3 separate regions of the Homo sapiens genome follow, and regions 1 and 3 are each linked to region 2. The links are chromatin loops, found by intact Hi-C in ENCODE. Cell type or tissue: heart left ventricle. All regions are shown on one strand.

Region 1 (2,500 bases), 94 kb before region 2:
ACGTGCCTGGGATCATGCAGCAAATAAGTGGCAGAGCCATGGTATGAACTGAGGGAGTCTGGTCACAGGTTTCATGCTACGGAAATGAATGCAGAATGAAGACCTTATTATAAGTTTTCTGAAAAATACAAGAAGAATTTCTGTCAGATTAGCAAAAATGTTTCAAATTATATAAAATCAAGTGATGTGATCATTGAAGGATTCAGAGTCTCCTCTATGCTGTTACTTGAACTATAAACAGATGAAACTTTCCTGAAGGCAATTTATAGTATCTGTCAAAACTGAAAATAAATTAGAAATTTTATACCCTATATATCTTTGTGTATAAGATTACTTATTAAAAAATTGTTGAAAATAGCACAAAATAGACCACAAGAAAAGTCCATCAATAGGGTAGTCTTGAAATAGAGCATTCTATATCTTTGCTATAAAATATTATGGAGCTTTGAAAAGGAATATGAAATGGAAAAATCACCAAGACATATTTTCAGATGAACAAAGCAAACTATAGGACAATATGCATACTAGGGCCCTAACTGTGTTTTTTAAAGATGTAATATATACCCGTATGTGTAACTGTGCACAGCAAAGGGACTGAGAACCATGATCCAACCTGTTAACAGCAATGACTACTGGGAAAATGATTGAGATAGTGACAGAGATAAATGGGGGCTGTCAGGGTTCTTGTTAAACAATTTTATATTGTTTGAATCTCACATAAAAGGGATATATTTATAAATTTAAATGTTTGTTATTAAAAAGAAAAAAAAGTAGAAAATGCAATATTAGTTTCAAAACCAGAGTAAAAAAAATGTTGGCTGGGTGGGGGCAGAGGGGATTCCTTTGACTAAAGAATGCATGCAAGCACAAATGCACATTTTCCTATCTTTTTGTAAAAGGAGTGAGTCTTCTGTATCACGAGTCACTAATGGAAAAAAAAAAAGGATTGAGTGTCTTGGAGATAAGATAGTTTGGGGCTGGGCATGGTGGCTAATACCTATAATGCCAGAACTTTGGGAGGACGAGGCAGGCGGATCACAAGGTCAGGAGATCAAGACCATCCTGGCCAACATGGTGAAACCCTGTCTCTACAAAAAATACAAAAATTAGCTGGGTGTGCCTGTTATTCTAGCTACTCGGGAGGCTGAGGGAGGAGAATCACTTGAACCAGGGAGTCGTAGGTTGCAGTGAGCTGAGATTGTGCCACTGCACTCCAGCCTGGCGACAGAGCAAGACTCTGTCTCAAAAAAAAAAAAAAAAAAGAAAAAAGATAATTTGGAAATGTTCATTTGTTTGACCACTTCTACCAATACTTAATAAAATAAGGGGAACAAATTCTGTCCTACCTTATCCTCACACAGAAGAATGTGAGAGGCCCTGGAAAGAGAATTAACTGGCCCGTCTTATAAGAATGGGGAACAGAGTCCGCTTCATATTAGTCAGCAAAATGAATAAGAATTGTAGACTTGTGAATGAGGAGCCCTCTAGCCTTCCTCTAGAGAAGTGATTCAAATAAAAATTTAAAAAAGAAGAAAGAGAAGTGATTCAATGCTCTGCCTCAGAAGACATTGGAAAGCTGAAAGTAGAAGACTATGTGTTTGTGTTGGCAGGGAGAGACTGGCATTCCAGGAGACTGGTCATTTTAAATATAGCATCACTCATAGCTTGCAGAAAATGCTATCTCTGCTTCCAGGCTTCAGCAACACAGTGCCATGTCAGGTCAGGGGACAAGAGTTAGTATTTAGGAGGAGGCAGTGGTGACAGTGAAAAAAGCAGAAGACAAAGAAATGAGTGCATAGCTTGATCGTTAGTGGTGTGGGCTCTGGGAACATTTGACTGGTGCTTAATCCTGGCTCCAAAACCCAAAAGTTCTGTGACCTTGGGCAAATCGTATAATTTTTACCCAGTTTACTTACTTGTAAAATGGTGATAAAACAATAGTAATTATTTTTGTATAGTTTTTTTGTGAGTAATAGATGAAATAATCTTGTAAAACCGTTAGCAGAATGTCTGGAACATAGTAAATATTCAACATATATTAGGTATTATTAATAATAACACTATGTAGAAAAATAGGAAGAATAAAGAAGACCTACTATTTGATAACAACAGGGTGATTGTAGTTGATAATTACTTAATTGTGCATTAAAAAATAACTAAAAGAGTATAATTTGATTATTTGTAACAAACGGTAAATTCTTAAAAGGATGGATACCCCATTCTCCATGATGTGATTATTACACATTGCATGCCTATATCAAAACATCTCATGTGCCCCCTAAATATATAAACCTACTGTATATCCATAACAACTAAAAATAAAATTTTAAAATAATAATATGACCACTTTGGCTGGGCACGGTCGCTCACGCTTGTAATCCCAGAACTTTGGGAGGCTGAGGCAGGTGGATCACAAGGTCAGGAGATCGAGATCATCCTGGCCAACATGGTGAAACCCTGTCACTACTAAAAATACAAAAATTAGCTGGGTGTGGTGGCA
Region 2 (2,500 bases):
CAAAAATGGCTATTTTGCATCCTGATTGAACAGCCCAGACCTTGGCAAATATATTATTCCATGGCATTCTTTGTGAGAGTGATATCTTGGAGAGAATAAAAAGGTAAGGCCACCCCTCTGTAGGCAGAAGTGGAGTCTCTTCTAAAGGAAATGAGCTGTCAGTCATTTAAAAGAGATCAGTCCTGGGATAGAAAAGGAAGACTTGGTGGATGAGCCTTAAACTGGCTTAGAGGGAAGCTTCCTTCTCCCTTTGGGGGCCTTCCAGCAATTGAGCCTGAATTTTAAGGCAGAGAATTGCACAGAGCTTCCCAGTGAGGAAGAAAAGAGTAGAGAGTATGGTGGTTAAGAGACCCTGGTGTCAGACAGGCGTGGTGGCTCACGCCTGTAATCCCAGCACTTTGGGAGGCCAAGGCGAGTGGATCACAAGGTCAGGAGATCTAGACCATCTTGGCTAACACGGTGAAACCCCGTCTCTACTAAAAATACAAAAAATTACCCGGGTGTGGTGGCGGGCGCCTGTAGTCCCAGCTACTCAGGAGGCTGAGGAAGGAGAATGGCGTGAACCCGGGAGGCGGACCTTGCAGTGAGCCGAAATCACGCCACTGCACTCCAGCCTGGGCGACAGAGCAAGACTCAGTCTCAAAAAAAAAAAAAGAAAAGAAAAGAAAAAAGAAGACTCTGGAGTCTGGCAGCCTGGCATCGGATGCCACTCCGTACTTGCTAGTGTGTGCCCTTGACCAGTCGCTGAAGCTCTCAGTGCCTTAGTGTCCTCATCTAAAAAATGAGGATCATAATAGCACAAAGAGTTTTATGAGGATTAACAGAATAATACACACAAAATGCTTAGAATACTGCCTGGCACATAATAAGCACACGATAAATGTCAGCTGTTGCTTTTATTACATGGAGCAAGAAGGAAGCCTGATAAAGAATCTCAGAATTGGGCTGGACAGATGGAGAGAGATATGAGAAGTCATAATCAGCCTTTTGGTAAAGGCTCTATCAGAGTTATGGTTCTGTCTTTGTATCATTAGGAGGGAAGACTTACCCCCCATCTCACCCCCTGACCCATCGCCCCAAAGCCAGGTGGAGGCAGCGTGGTCACTAGCAGCTGGTCACTATGCCCCACACTGGTGAGCTCTAGCAGGTCTATTAATATCAATGTGGCAGCATGATGTGGTATCCAGCATCCTCTTCAGAAACATGTTAGGCACACTTTCAGGAGGCCTAATTTCCCATAATTAAGCCAGCAGGGGTGTTCACCATCAAAATTTAGACATTAAAAGGAAGTAAGTTCTACCTTGGCCAAAAAGTGATGAGGCCTCACCATTTGGATTATTCTAGTATAAGTATCCCAACACAACAGGTGCTCCAGACAGGGCATCAGTGAGGAACAGCAGGTACATAACACCCAGGGCCTCCCTGCTCTGCAGTGCTGTGGTTTGGGATGGCCTGGGATCAGCCCTCCCGCCCTGTATCACAGCTGTGGAGGTGTGAAAGCAGAGAGACCAGATGCCAGGAGCACTTACATGCCTTAGATTAGTCTCCGAGGACAATCACAGTCGTAGGACAGATGACGATGTGAGCAGAAAGGGTGATTAGTCATTACTGAAACTTTGGAATACTCTCCAGCCAGTGCTAAGATGATAAAACAACAACAGAAAAGACCTCTTTTCTGCTGGGCAAGCCCCTGGTAACCTTTGCCACTGAACTAAAAGCTTTCAAAGGGCGAACAGAAGAGCCATAAATCTCAGGGGTGACATTAAATATTTGTCACTGAAACACTTAAGACTTGTTTCAAAACCATTCCTTTCTGAAAGTTTATAACAAATAACTGGGTGACTTAACCTCTACAAGAGCATCTCCTTTTTCACTACAAATGGAAACAAATGGTCTATAAAGAGCGGGACCCTGCTGATGGTCAATTCTCAGCCACTGTGTGGTCTCCCAGCCCTGCCCAAATGGGTGAGTTGCCCCTTTTGTTTAGATTAAACTGGCTCTTGCATCCATGACATCAGGGCAGCAAAGGTTTTAACTGGACTTTCTTTTAAACTGCCCATTAATCTTCCCTCCCTTCACCCTGCTGAAAGAATGAGTAAAGTAAATTATTTACATTCTGATGTTGCAAGAACTCTTCCTACATTAAGCTTTCAGTTGAGCCTAAACATCTTTTTAGTGTTTTCCTCACAACCCCTCCCCTTATCATAACTCCATAGCTTCTCAGAGAGATCACCTGTTAGACTAAAATATGACAGGGATACAAACCTCTTCCTAACCACCTGTGTGTGCCCTGGGCACACATACCAGAGAGAAAACGTTTTTAGCCAAGTTCCAATTTTACCAAGTTCCAAATATGACAATCTTCATTCCCAGCATTCTAGAGTTTGCTCTTCAGTATGCCATAATATTCCTTCGGCATCTCCGGAGGAAAACTGAAGCGCATCAGAAACTTTGCAAAAGATGTTCGTTATGCCTCTTGTCAGAGTGAGGAGCAAAGGCT
Region 3 (2,500 bases), 110 kb before region 2:
AGTTTATTTAGTGTCGTCTGAACCTTGGAGGGGTTAAATGAGCTAACCAAGTTCACACAGCTTCAAAATGGTAGAGCTGAGATTCTGACCCAGGACTGCTCGACACCTGAGCAAGAGCACTTAATCACTGCTTAAGGCTCACTCATGTCAGAACAAGAGAGTTTGTAAGTGGACAGGCTTTGCAAACTGTCAAGCACAAGGTAAATGCTGGTGATGAGGAGCAAGTCATTTGTACAACAAGGAAGGCAGCGGTATCATCTGGACGTATGTTTGCCTTCAGGGAGGGATGAATGCCTGGGATTTCAGATCTGATCCAAGTTCAATGTGTCTGGCCCAAGGTTATTTTTGATTCAAGGCCACTGTGTCCTGGTTTCTATCAACACTGAAATAAACACCGCTTTGCAATCTGCGCCTTTTATTAATGATGTGACTCACTTAATGAGGGCTTTGCTGACTCACATCAATCTTCTTTGTAGAAGAGGCCCATCAAGGAATTGTAGACAGCTGCCAGGCTGGATCTACTCTGCGTCAGCGTTTGGCAAGTTCAGCCACCCTGCAAACACCTTTTCTTCAGAAGAGGGGAAAGAGTGAAGCTTCAAGGCTAAAGATCAGCACAACACACACACACACAGACACACACACACACACACACACACATTTAAAAACCTATTTTATTGGGTTTATCTGGACATTGTTGTTGTCGTTGTTTTAAGTTCCAGGCAGCCAAGCAGCCATGGATGGATTACTCTTAAAACCTGATCATAAAATATTGTCCACATGGGCAAAGGCACTAATCAAAACTGTGAAAGGAAAGGTTTGAATTAAGGAAAAAGTTCAATGAGACACAAGGGATTTTTCATTGCAAAGTTTCTCTAATTTTGTATCCCAGGCTGACCCATAAAGGAACAAAATATTCTGCCTTGATGACAACATGTGATTTAGCGTAGTCTGTATTACAGAATGGCCACAGCTTGAAGATGGCAGCATGGTTTCCCCAGAGTCTGGAGCAGAACTTGTAGTTTTGTCTACACACAATGACCCATTGACCATTTTTTCCTGAGGAATTGCTTTTTTTGTTGTTGTTATGTGAAAAAGCTTTGCCCAGTCTGCTAGTTCTTAGGTCTGTTTTTTGTCACTGTCCACATAGAGTTCTTGGAAAACAATACGGGCTAACCCCAAGTTTGGTTGTGAATTTCTTCCATAATAACCCACACGTCTTGTTTTACATGTAAGTTGCTTGCTGTGTCCTTCTCTCCTTGCCCTCCCTATGAGTCACCCACTTAGGTTGGGAGCTTCTAGATAACGACGCCCCTTCCAGGACCAGCATCCGTCCCTTTTCCAACCGCACAGTCCTGCCTGGACTGACGAAGGAAACCTAAAAACAAGGAAAGTTTTCATAAGCATTGCAATAAAAGGAATGGTGCTATTTAAATGTGAGATTATACAATAGATATAACATAGAGTAACACACAAGAATCACCTGGGCAGCACTGTAACTCACCTTTCCAGGATGGCAATTCTGACCTCATAAGAAACATGTAGGGAGTCCCCTTGTAGATTCTATTGTTTCTGGGTTGAGTGATGCTGGAAGTGCGGGGATGCTGAGAGGCTCAAAGAGATTGCTTCATTTAGAGGACTCTCTTTGGCTACCATGCAGAGGTGGAACTGCAGGGCATCTGTGCGGTTCTGAGTTGGGGGTTTCCACAAAACAGTCATTCTCCTCCTCCCCACCCCTGCCTCTAGGCATAAGGAGTGGCAGTGCCTGAGAAGAAGACATGTGGAATTCACAACTGGCCTTGACAGAACACTTGGGCCAGAAGCCAGGCACCAGCAAAGGCAATGGAGGCAGGATAGAGGATTCTCTCCAAAGCAAGATTCCCTATTGCAGCAGGCAGTGGTCACTACAGCAGTTGGCCAGATAGAGAGAAGAACTGCAGAGAGGAATTCATCCTGCCAGAATGCCAGGATGAATTGCTGAAGCATCACCCACCTATCTCGTTATTCGGCTTCTGAACTGGTAACCAGACACCCAGATTAAGAGCTGAGAGGATGACTGTGGAAAGGAAGGGGACAAATATAAGACATGGACACTGTTGAGGGATTCAAAGAAAATGAAAAGAAAAGAAAGGAAATAGCGCACTCAATAAGTAGAGAAGGAATTAGGGAAAATGGTCAGAAACAGTCAGAATGTGGGTGTGTTGGCTGCCATTACCAGTCTTAACAACACCCACAAGAGACAGATGACCGCCAGTTTACAATGGGATGGGCTGCAAGCCCTTGGAAGGGAATACAGCTTCTCCAGGAGGAACATTTTCTGCTTGTAGTCTTCAATTTTAGTAGACTGAGAGTTTAGTAACCCTTACAGGGCTAAAAACAAACAAACAAACAAACAAAAACCAATTTCTCCTAAACTCCAAACTGAAGCAGTTTTAAGTAATGACTTGAAGTCCTGGAATTAGCAAGATATAAAACTTTGGTCCCAAATCTCTGCTCAAAAATC

The links. Hi-C counts contacts between places; a loop is a spot of excess contacts. Peaks named below come from ENCODE experiments on the same cell type or tissue, not always from the same donor. Only the 100,000 strongest peaks of a DNase experiment are listed, where the experiment ranks them.
Region 1: a loop joins it to region 2, with 3 times the contacts of the local background. A loop is called at or near these places in 3 of 110 quality-filtered maps.
Region 3: it touches region 2 in a loop (2.7-fold over the local background); 5 of 110 quality-filtered maps call a loop at or near these places.

Annotation. Positions count from the first base shown.
Region 1 is chr17:13,790,958-13,793,457 of GRCh38, forward strand. It overlaps LOC100506974 (a long non-coding RNA gene), which reads right to left. Exons shown (of 3, transcript XR_001752796.1): 3 at 1-76. Among named protein-coding and RNA genes, the nearest start is that of HS3ST3A1, 190 kb to the left of the region's middle. In heart left ventricle, no CTCF peak of the experiment used is centred here; no DNase peak of the experiment used is centred here; H3K27ac peaks cover 1,053 bases.
Region 2 is chr17:13,884,625-13,887,124 of GRCh38, forward strand. All of the region lies in intron 1 of LOC100506974 (a long non-coding RNA gene), which reads right to left. Among named protein-coding and RNA genes, the nearest start is that of COX10-DT, 180 kb to the right of the region's middle. In heart left ventricle, no CTCF peak of the experiment used is centred here; a DNase peak (open chromatin) is centred at 1,457; H3K27ac peaks cover 606 bases.
Region 3 is chr17:13,775,975-13,778,474 of GRCh38, forward strand. It overlaps LOC107985014 (a long non-coding RNA gene), which reads right to left. Exons shown (of 3, transcript XR_007065628.1): 2 at 1,991-2,053; 3 at 654-1,762. Among named protein-coding and RNA genes, the nearest start is that of HS3ST3A1, 180 kb to the left of the region's middle. In heart left ventricle, no CTCF peak of the experiment used is centred here; no DNase peak of the experiment used is centred here; H3K27ac peaks cover 612 bases.